Regions from separate parts of the Homo sapiens genome. Here region 1 is linked to region 2. A link is an interaction called in ENCODE POLR2A ChIA-PET data of the cell type or tissue named here. Cell type or tissue: MCF 10A. All regions are shown on one strand.

Region 1 (5,000 bases), 120 kb before region 2:
TCTTGTCCTGGATGGCGAACTGCCATTCCCTGACATAGAGAACATGAGAATCAAGTGCAACACCTTTCTTAATCTCATTTTTCAGTTTTCCATAGAATCATAAATGTTTCATATGATACCAAACGTACACCAAACAATGCCTAAAACTCTAATCAGCCCATGACACCAGCAGGAAACTCAGGACTGGGGCCACTAATGGGCTACAAGCAAAGTGTGTAGGGGAGAAAATGGTCTATTTAATTGGAGAAAAGAATCAGGATACAAAAGGTGGATAGACTAGGCTATATCTAACAAGATGGGCCTTAATCAATTAAAATAATGTGATTGGAGGACAAACCTAAACAATAGGAGGATATGGATTGGTAAGTAAAGAGACTTTCCAGTTTTAGGAACCCCCATACCAGTCAGTTTTGGCTGCTTGAACAATAGCAACAGTGACAACAACAGCAACCCAAAGAAGCCAGTGAGGTCTATCCTGCAAAGCCAGAACTCTGCAACTTAAATGCAAGTGCCAATACCAGGTTAGATGTTCCCTATTCAGTTATGAATACTGCACTTAAAGGGGGCCACTGATGGGCAGCAGAGCACTCCTCCATGCATTCAACTGGTATTTCCTGAGCACCCTCTGTTTTTCCAGGACCTTCTCCAGGCACTGGGGATTCAGAGAATAAGGTAAACATAGACAATATGGTCTCCTTGAAGCTTACTTTGGGGTGGGGTGCAGATATAAAATTAAACAAAATCAGCAATTTCAAAGGCTAAAAGTGTTATGAAGAGAATAAAATAAAGAAGGGTGATGGACAGGGAGTGACCAGAATGAAGAGGAAACAGAACTGACTAAGACCAGGTGGGTGACAAAGATCAAAAGACTCTTTCGAGGAGCTGACCTTTGATTGGGACCACCCATTTGAAGATGAAGGAAAAGAACATTCCAGGTGGCGGTGACAAGGGCAAAAAGAGAAGACTAATGTGTCTGAAAAGCAGGGGAAGAGGAAGCAGACAGGATACACCTGGAGGAGAGAGGGAGGCAGGGTCAGATCAGGTAGCATCTTGTAAGCCATGATAAGGAGGTGATTGTATTCATTGTATAAATAGCAGTCATTAAAAATATAAAGCTAAGGCCTGCCTGGTGGCTCACACCTGTAATCCCAGTGCTTTGAGAGGCTGAGGCAGGTGGATCACTTGAGGCCAGGAGTTTGAGACCAGTCTGGGCAACATAGTGAGACCTGGTCTCTACAAAAAAATAAAAATAAAAAATTAACTAGTCATGGTGACAGGCACTTGTAGTCCCAGTTACTTGTGGAGCTGAGGTGGTAGCATTGCTTGAGTCCAGGGAGTTGGAGGCTGCAGTGAGCCATGATCACGCCACTGCGCTCCAGCCTGGGCAACACAAAGAGAACCTGCCTCAAAAAAACAAAAATAAAAATAAAAATAAAGCCAAGATGTGACATGGTCTGATTCATATTTTAAAAAGATTTTTGGATTGCCATGTGGATAATAAATTGGGAGTAGGGGAGCAGGTAAGGCTGGAATCAACAAGAACAGTTAAATAATTTTTAGGGGGTGGGTGCAGCTGAGCAGAGTGCAGGTGATGTGTAGAAGATACAGAGAAAAATGTGCTCACGTGATGGGCCACATGAGGAATCATGCCTCAGGCAGAATGGCTGAAGAAAAAGGGCCTCATTAGCTGACAAAGAAGAACACTAGTGGACACCGATGACAGCTGCCTCCAAATCCTTATGTAGTTCAGTTCTGAGAAAGGGCCTCTGTGCCACGAAGGGTAGGCAGGCTTTATGTCAGTGGTGTGAAAGACTCCACATCTCATGCAGTGGAGCCCTCTGCTCCACTATATATAGACTACCTAACGTTGAGGATGCAGTATCTGTTTAACACGGTTGTTGTGAGGATTTATAAATTAATGTAAAAAAAAGACACCTACTTCATGAAAAGTACCTAGTAAATGATAGATTATAACAACTGTTATCATTAGGATTATTTTATTAGAAGAAAACTATTTTAGGGGGAGTTGCTTTTAACCACTTTTGTTTTTAAAAACTTTCAAATAATTTGATGAAATATATGACTTCTCCCCAGAAAATATATGCATGACATATACATATAGTACATTCATACTTACGCACACAAAATTTTGCATACAACTTTTAGCACTTAACAGAATCCTTTGAGAGCCCATCCATGAACCCCTTAGGAGAGCAGAGATCTTGAGAAGTTCTGTTCTAAAAGAAGGGAGTTAAGAAGCCTAAAGTTGGTTTAAATATAAGCTTGCTAACTAGTGGAAAATTAGAGCAGGGAAAATTTCTGGCCTTTCCGTTCTCTCCAAGGAGTTGTGCAGCAGCCTGGAGAGAGGAAATCAATGCACACACATACTAACAACAATCACAACAGAGGCAGCAGCATAAAAGAGACCATCCTGGCCAGGCGCAATGGCTCACTCCTGTAATCCCAGTATTTTGGAGGCCGAGGCAGGTGGATCATGAGGTCAGGAGTTTGACACTAGCCTGGACAAGATGGTGAAACCCTGTCCCACTAAAAGTACAAAAATTAGCTGGGTGCAGTGTTGGGAGCCTGTAATCCCAGCTACTCCAGAGGCTGAGGCAGGAGAATCCCTTGAACTAGGGAGGTGGAGGTTGCAGTGAATCATGATCGCGCCATTGCACTCTAGCCTGGGAGACAGAGCTAGACTCATCTCAAAAAAAAAAAAAAAAAAAAAAAAAAAAAAAGAAGACCATCCTTAAAGAACAGGCACATTACTCCATGAGTCAGAGCTATGGGCAAAGGGCCTTAAGGCTTTCATCAGAGAAGGATGCCAGACATTGGCATGACCCGTTCATTGTCCTTGTATCCTCCCTGAGCTAGGTGAGGGGAGACTTGCAGGGGCTACGGTGCCCATACTTCTGTGAATGTGAAATGAACTGGAGAAGTAATATTTGTTACTGTTATCCAAATGGACCCTGAGCTGTGGTTGCCTGGGAAGTCTGAGAATTACACATCTACTTGTTTGTGACAGAATGCAAACTCAGAGCCAGGTATGCATTTGTGCAATGTCTGACAACTCCCCAGACTATTGATTGAAAGATAAAAGGCATAAAAGTGCTGTGAGAGTCAAAGCAGGTATTTGGACTCTGACTCAACAATGAACTCTATAAAGATTAAAACTGAAGTGAAATACAATGTTTTGTACCAGTAATGTTTAGACCTTTAGACAAAGACTTGGCAGAGATATTGAAAAAGGACCAGAAACTTTGAACACAGTGTTTGAACTGGTGTGTGTGGTTGCTTTCTTCAAAAGAAATCTTACACAGAAATCCAATAAATTGCTTATAGGAGAGTTGCTCCCACAACAGTGGAAATGGGCACTCTCTCTACTCCACCTACTTGGCCTAAGGCACCCCCTCAAAACCTTTGGTTTCTCAGGATACAATTTGAAAACCACCAGATTTGGTGACTTCCAAGGGCCCTGCTAGACTGTCTGTGAATTTGGAACAACACTAAGTTGAGGTTACCTCAAATTACTTTATCTTTTCCTTAATTGACAGATAATTGCATATAGTTATGGAATACAATGTGATGGAAAAATACTGCATGATTTCACTTATATGTGGAATCTAAAAAAAGTCGAACTCATAGAAATAGATAGTAGAATGGTGGTTACCAAGCACTGGGATGAGGCAGGATGGTTTGGGGGGGTGGATAGGGAGATATTCATCAAAAAGTACAAAGTTTCAATTAGACAGGAAGAATAAGTTTGGGAGATCTATCATACATCAGGGTTACTACAGTTTTCAAATATATGATAATAATGTATTGTATATTTGAAAACCGCTAAGAGAATAAATTTTAAATGTTCTCACTATAAGAAAATGACTTTATCTTTGACTCAAAACTCTTAGACATACAATCATAGGGCATAAAGAGTTTTAAAATCCCACCAGAAAAATGTATACAGAAAAACAGAAAGCTTTGAGTTTGACTCAGGATGCCTCTCCCTGCCCTGGCCCAGCCCACTCCCCAGTCTACCTCCAGCATACCTCTTCATGGACTTTGGGGAGAGTTCCTTCTCTACTTCCTTCACAGGCATGCTGTAGGAGTCTACATTGTACTCGCTGTCATCGTCATATTCATGGTCTAGCAGTGTTCTTGCCCATGTCCCCATGTCATAAGGAGGCAGCATTCCTCCAAACTCAGAGGGCAGGATCTCAGGATGAATTAGTTGGTGTAGACTGTTCAGGTTGTTACCATGCAAAAATATCTATAAATGCAAGAAGACGGGAGGAAGGGAAAGACACAGAGGAAACTAAATACCATCTAAATCCTACAGGGGGGATGTGAGGATAGCAATAGCAAATATGAGTTTCGCATGTCTGTTAAAGTACTTTAGCCAGTCATCTACTCTGTAAAACAGGCAGAGCTGGTACTGTTATCCTAATATATCATACCAAAATCCTGAGGCTCAGACACTTTAAGTAATTTCTGGAAGGTCAGAGAGTTATTGGGTAAAAGAGCTGCAACCACAAATTTGGTTTCCTTCTTCATAGGCAGGGACATGGGCAGAATAATACGTACATGCTGATCTGTACATCATCCTGGTGTTAGTTGTGCAAACTTGATGATGTGTATAATGAATGCTGTGAAAACAGACCCTTCTCATAAGGGACTCATCAATTACAGAGCCTATGCAAGTTATTACACCAAAAAGCTGTCACTTGCAAGGCTTTCTCTTTATCATCAATAAAAATAAGAATATTGTAACCACTAAATTACTGTTTTATAATGCAAAGTGGGTGATGTAAATAACCAAAGTAGATTAGCATCGTCATAATGAAAGGCTGAGTGAAGTTCATGTCCCAAAGGACATTATGTTCTGTAATGTTGCCAGTATCTTCTCTACTAAAGATTTCCATACTGACTGTCCAAATAGAAAAAGAAACAATGAATTAAAAATGTAAAGCTGTATGCATACCTTAATCATTTTGTCTATG
Region 2 (5,000 bases):
TAAACAGAAATTTCTGCCTGATTTTTTAAATCTTTTTTTTTTGTTATACATTAAGTTTTAGGGTACATGTGCACATTGTGCAGGTTAGTTACATATGTATACATGTGCCATGCTGGTGCACTGCACCCACTAACTCGTCATCTAGCATTAGGTATATCTCCCAATGCTATCCCTCCCCCTCCCCCCACCCCACAACAGTCCCCAGAGTGTGATATTCCCCTTCCTGTGTCCATGTGATCTCATTCTTCAATTCCCACCTATGAGTGAGAATATGTGGTGTTTGGTTTTTTGTTCTTGCGATAATTTACTGAGAATGATGATTTCCAATTTCCATCCATGTCCCTACAAAGGACATGAACTCATCATTTTTTATGACTGCATAGTATTCCATGGTGTATATGTGCCACATTTTCTTAATCCAATCTATCATTGTTGGACATTTGGGTTGGTTCCAAGTCTTTGCTACTGTGAATAATGCCGCAATAAACATACGTGTGCATGTGTCTTTATAGCAGCATGATTTATAATCCTTTGGGTATATACCCAGTAATGGGATGGCTGGGTCAAATGGTATTTCCAGTTCTAGATCCCTGAGGAATTGCCACACTGACTTCCACAATGGTTGAACTAATTTACAGAAATGGCAACAAAAGACAAAATTGACAAATCAGATCTAATTAAACTAAAGAGCTTCTGCACAGCAAAAGAAACTACCATCAGAGTGAACAGGCAACCTACAAAATGGGAGAAAATTTTCGCAACCTACTCATCTGACAAAGGGCTAATGTCCAGAATCTACAATGAACTCAAACAAATTTACAAGAAAAAAACAAACAACCCCATCAAAAAGTGGGCGAAGGACATGAACAGACACTTCTCAAAAGAAGACATTTATGCAGCCAAAAAACACATGAAAAAATGCTCATCATCACTGGCCATCAGAGAAATGCAAATCAAAACCACAATGAGATACCATCTCACACCAGTTAGAATGGCAATCATTAAAAAGTCAGGAAACAACAGGTGCTGGAGAGGATGTGGAGAAATAGGAACACTTTTACACTGTTGGTGGGACTGTAAATCTTTTTTTTAAATGCCATTGTTATTGTCGCACTAAAGGGAGATATTCTACACTCGTGAGTGGTACTTTCTTAGTAACTTCAGGTGTTTGCATAGGTTCTCTAGCTCTGTCTCACATTCTGTCTCTTAGATTCTGTCTTCCTGTCTCTGTGGTGTGTGTGTGTATCTCCTTCTCTTTCCCACCCTTGTTCTCAGACCTTGGGCTAGTCTTGCACTAAAGGAAAGAGAGAAGCACTAAATTGCAAGTAAAATTAGAATTTTGAATTAGACTAGATTTTAGGTTTCAATATCTGCAAATAACTGAAAAGCAATGTAATCTTCTCAAAATGCTGAGACAGGGTAGGAAAGATTGATTCTACAATATTTAATTAATTGGTGGTGTTAAGATTGAAAAACCCTGTTTCTTGGTGGTACCCTGCTGAGTTCAATCCATGTAAGAAATCAGTTTAAATTTATTCCTGAACTCTGAATTATTCATCAACAGCCCTGTCCAGGTCTTGTTCACTGTGCCTTATGAGGTCTTTGTTTCATGAGGGCTTTCAGGTTGACACGAGGCCTAAAGATCTCTCCTGCAGTCTTAAGGAATCTAACCTGTATTCTCTGTGGTCAACTGCTTTACAAACTCACAGCGGACAAGAGCCATCTGTAAGTTTATACAAAACAGGGTAGCCTAAATCCAGCCATGGAAAGGACCATTTGTCTATGGGTAAAAGACTCTAAGAGATGAACTCTGTATCATGGGTAACTTTTCTTATTGTGAGGAGCGGTTTAGTGCCTACTAGCCATTAAAACCTCAATCTTTTCTAAACGAAGAGAGTCTTTGCTGTATATTTGTGTCACTGGGGTAATTTTTCCAATAGAAAAGAATAGATGAAGTCATCTGCCCAAAGGTGAAGTCATCTCAAATTACAGGTGTTTGTTCATTTCTGCCTTCATAATCAGAGGCAAGTAAGTTACATTTCCATTTTGCACGTATGTCTGTTATTTTTCATATCTTCCTTGTCTCAGAACTTCTCCACTACCACTTCCACTGAAACAAGGGAAGGAGCACTTTCTTTGTATGACTTTTAAGAAGGGCATAACATAGAGAAAGATAGTGGGTTTTTAATGCAAGCATATTATTCTTTACTCATTAATGAATTTCACAGTATTTATCAAGTCTTACCCAGTTCCAGACCTATGACCTGGGATACAGTTGTAAGCATGATACTATTGCTTCTCTTTACTGAGCTGTAGTACAAGAGAGACCCAGATAAGTTGAGAGGAGATTACAGAGCACTCTCACAGGCTTGGTACCCAGGGCTGTCTACCACTTGCTAGTTAACTGACTTTAATTAGGTGACTTTCCATTTCTCAACCTCAGTTTCCTTTGCCTGCCCAAGTCATGCCACCTTTACCTGTCCTGGCATCACTGTTTCACCCCTGGACTTCCCAAGTCTGTTCAATCTCCACCCACAACTTTTCCTGTTATAATGCCAGGTGTTTTTTCACAACAGAGGAATAGGGGGTGTGCCGAGAACAGTGAAAAGTATTACAGACTTTGAGGACGGAGAGTCTCAGGGGTGAATGTCAAATCTAAGAAGGAAACAAATCAGCTGACAAGATTGACTCAGGCATAGAGTTCTAGAAATAACCAGCATTTTAGAATAGTTAAGAACAATGGTTAGTAACAATGCTCAGAGCAAAAGGCCTGGGTTACTATAAGCCAAGTAAAGAGGTTATAATAATAGTTTCTGGAAGTATACTGAGACAGATCTCCTGAGGGAAAGTCAATCTAATGTTTTTATACAGAGAAAAAAATGTGCTGAAGAATAAAAATATAATGCCAAGCTATACAAATTGCATATTAGCTTATTCTACCTCCTGTGAGTCATGTAGGAAACCCTAAGAATTATGTAACCTCAAAAAAGATGACTTTTGAAATACATAAGTTAGAAACCTCAGCCCTCTCACCACAACACACACACACATACACACAATTTAGCATGATTAATGAGATTAAATATATTTACAAAGGAAAATTAGTTTTTATGGGACAGACACATTATTTTTCCAGAATAAAAGTTAGTTCTACATTCCAGAAAATCATTTTAGTATTATTTTCAACAAACTTTATCTGTAATGAATGAAAATAATTTATCATTTCACACATGTCAAGAAAGGAAGGGGGTTCACTTTTCCTCAAACTTTGCACTTTGAATAAATATTACAAAATTGATTAACATGTAAGTGTTAAGTGCTCTTTATAAACCTCTTGACTTTGATCGAAGAATACAAATTGAACAGAGTTCTAAGTGTATATGGTGTGTTACAGGAGCCCCCCAGGGAAGGCTAGCATTAAGGAGCACTCAGCACTTACTAGGTTACCAGTTGTGCTTATTGAGATTAGATACTTCGGTACATAATCATACATATAATGTAGGTTTCATTAATAGTAATGGCCCAAAGCATTTACCCACACCTGATCATGGAGCATTTCAGCTCCCTTACAAAATGTTCCCAAGCCCCACCTATCCAAGTTTCCTGAGTGTCTCACATGTTCCCACTAGCATCACCTTTCTCCCACACAGTATGCATGGAAAACCACCGTATTTCTCAAGGGTTAGCTGTCTCCACCAAAGGAGGAATCTGCATCTTTAAAATGCCAAATTTCCATAGTAATCTGATGTTAAATAGGGAAAAATTCATCCTTCCTTTAGGTTTTCTTACTAAGTCAGTTTTTTTCTCATGCATTATTCCTTTAGCTCTCAGGATGAATTACCACACATGAAAATGGACTTCCATAAGATTGGACTTCCCTCCCAATTCTTCAGAAATGCCCATATATGCTTATTTCTAGATGTGAATACAGTTTAGGCTGAAACTGGAATTTCTACTATATTATTCAAAATCAATACTGCACTAAGTTACTTAAACTATATTTTTTTTAAAAGAAAGGAATGATAGAAGGGGGCAAGATGACATATTAGAAGCAGCTGCAGTCCACAGTTATCACGGAGAGAAATGAAAGTGGTGAGTGAATTCAGTACCTTCAACTGAAATATTCAGGTTCTCACATTGGGACTGACTAGGCAAACAGCTAGACCCACAGAGAACAAAGAAAAGCAGGTGGGGCAAAGACCTGCCAGAAAGTGACAATGGAGCCAAAGGAACCCCTACCCCCAGCCAAGAGAAGTGGTGAATGATTGTGTGACCCTACCTGGGAAGCCACACTTCTCCCAGGGATCTTTGCAACCCATGAATCAGGAGATCCTCTTGTGAGCCCACACCACCAGGGCCTTGGGTCTGATACACAGAGCTGTGCAGAGTCTCAGCAGAGCAGTCACTCATGTTCACATAGAGATAACCCAGGAGTTTTAGACTCCCACCTTGGGAATCCTGACAAATCAGGAGATCCTTCTGTATATTCCCCTAGGAAGGGGGCTGAATGCAGGGATCCAAGCAGCATTGTTCTGTGGGCCCCACTTCCATGGCACCTCACAAGTTAAGACCCACTGGCTTGAAATTCCAGCCAACTAGTGCAAGAGGTTGGAGACTGCCTGAGATAGACAAGTTTCTGTGGGTAGGGGTGGCCACTATTTCTGTGGTTAGGTCAACTCGGCTATTTTAGCCTGCTGGCTCTGGGGAGTCTAGGCGGTCTGAATAAGGAGGAGTCCCCAACAAGAGCTGCTGTGCCAGATCATGGCCAGACTGCTTCTTTAAGTGGGACCCCAATGCATCCCTCCTCACTGGACAGGTACCCCCTGTGGGAATTTCAGCAACTCCAGCCAGGGTTATATGACAGAACTCTGATCTCTCCCTGGGATGGAGCCCCAGGGGTTGCGGGGGGTTGGGGGGTGAAGGAGAGGGGCCAATGTCTCTGTGGTTCAGTCAACTCTGGCTTTCCAGCCTGCTGGCTCTGGAGAGTCCAGGTGTTCTGG

What was found. ChIA-PET counts read pairs that join two places held together with the same protein. Peaks named below come from ENCODE experiments on the same cell type or tissue, not always from the same donor. Only the 100,000 strongest peaks of a DNase experiment are listed, where the experiment ranks them.
Region 1: POLR2A ChIA-PET joins it to region 2 with 5 read pairs; 2 of 35 experiments call an interaction of 5 or more read pairs at or near these places.

The regions. Positions count from the first base shown.
Region 1 is chr6:123,055,076-123,060,075 of GRCh38, reverse strand. It overlaps CLVS2 (clavesin 2), which reads right to left. Exons shown (of 6, transcript NM_001010852.4): 5 at 4,050-4,270. Among named protein-coding and RNA genes, the nearest start is that of CLVS2, 61 kb to the right of the region's middle. In MCF 10A, no CTCF peak of the experiment used is centred here; a DNase peak (open chromatin) is centred at 2,695.
Region 2 is chr6:122,930,112-122,935,111 of GRCh38, reverse strand. No RefSeq gene overlaps it. Among named protein-coding and RNA genes, the nearest start is that of CLVS2, 64 kb to the left of the region's middle. RefSeq lists an enhancer at 4,005-4,054. In MCF 10A, no CTCF peak of the experiment used is centred here; no DNase peak of the experiment used is centred here.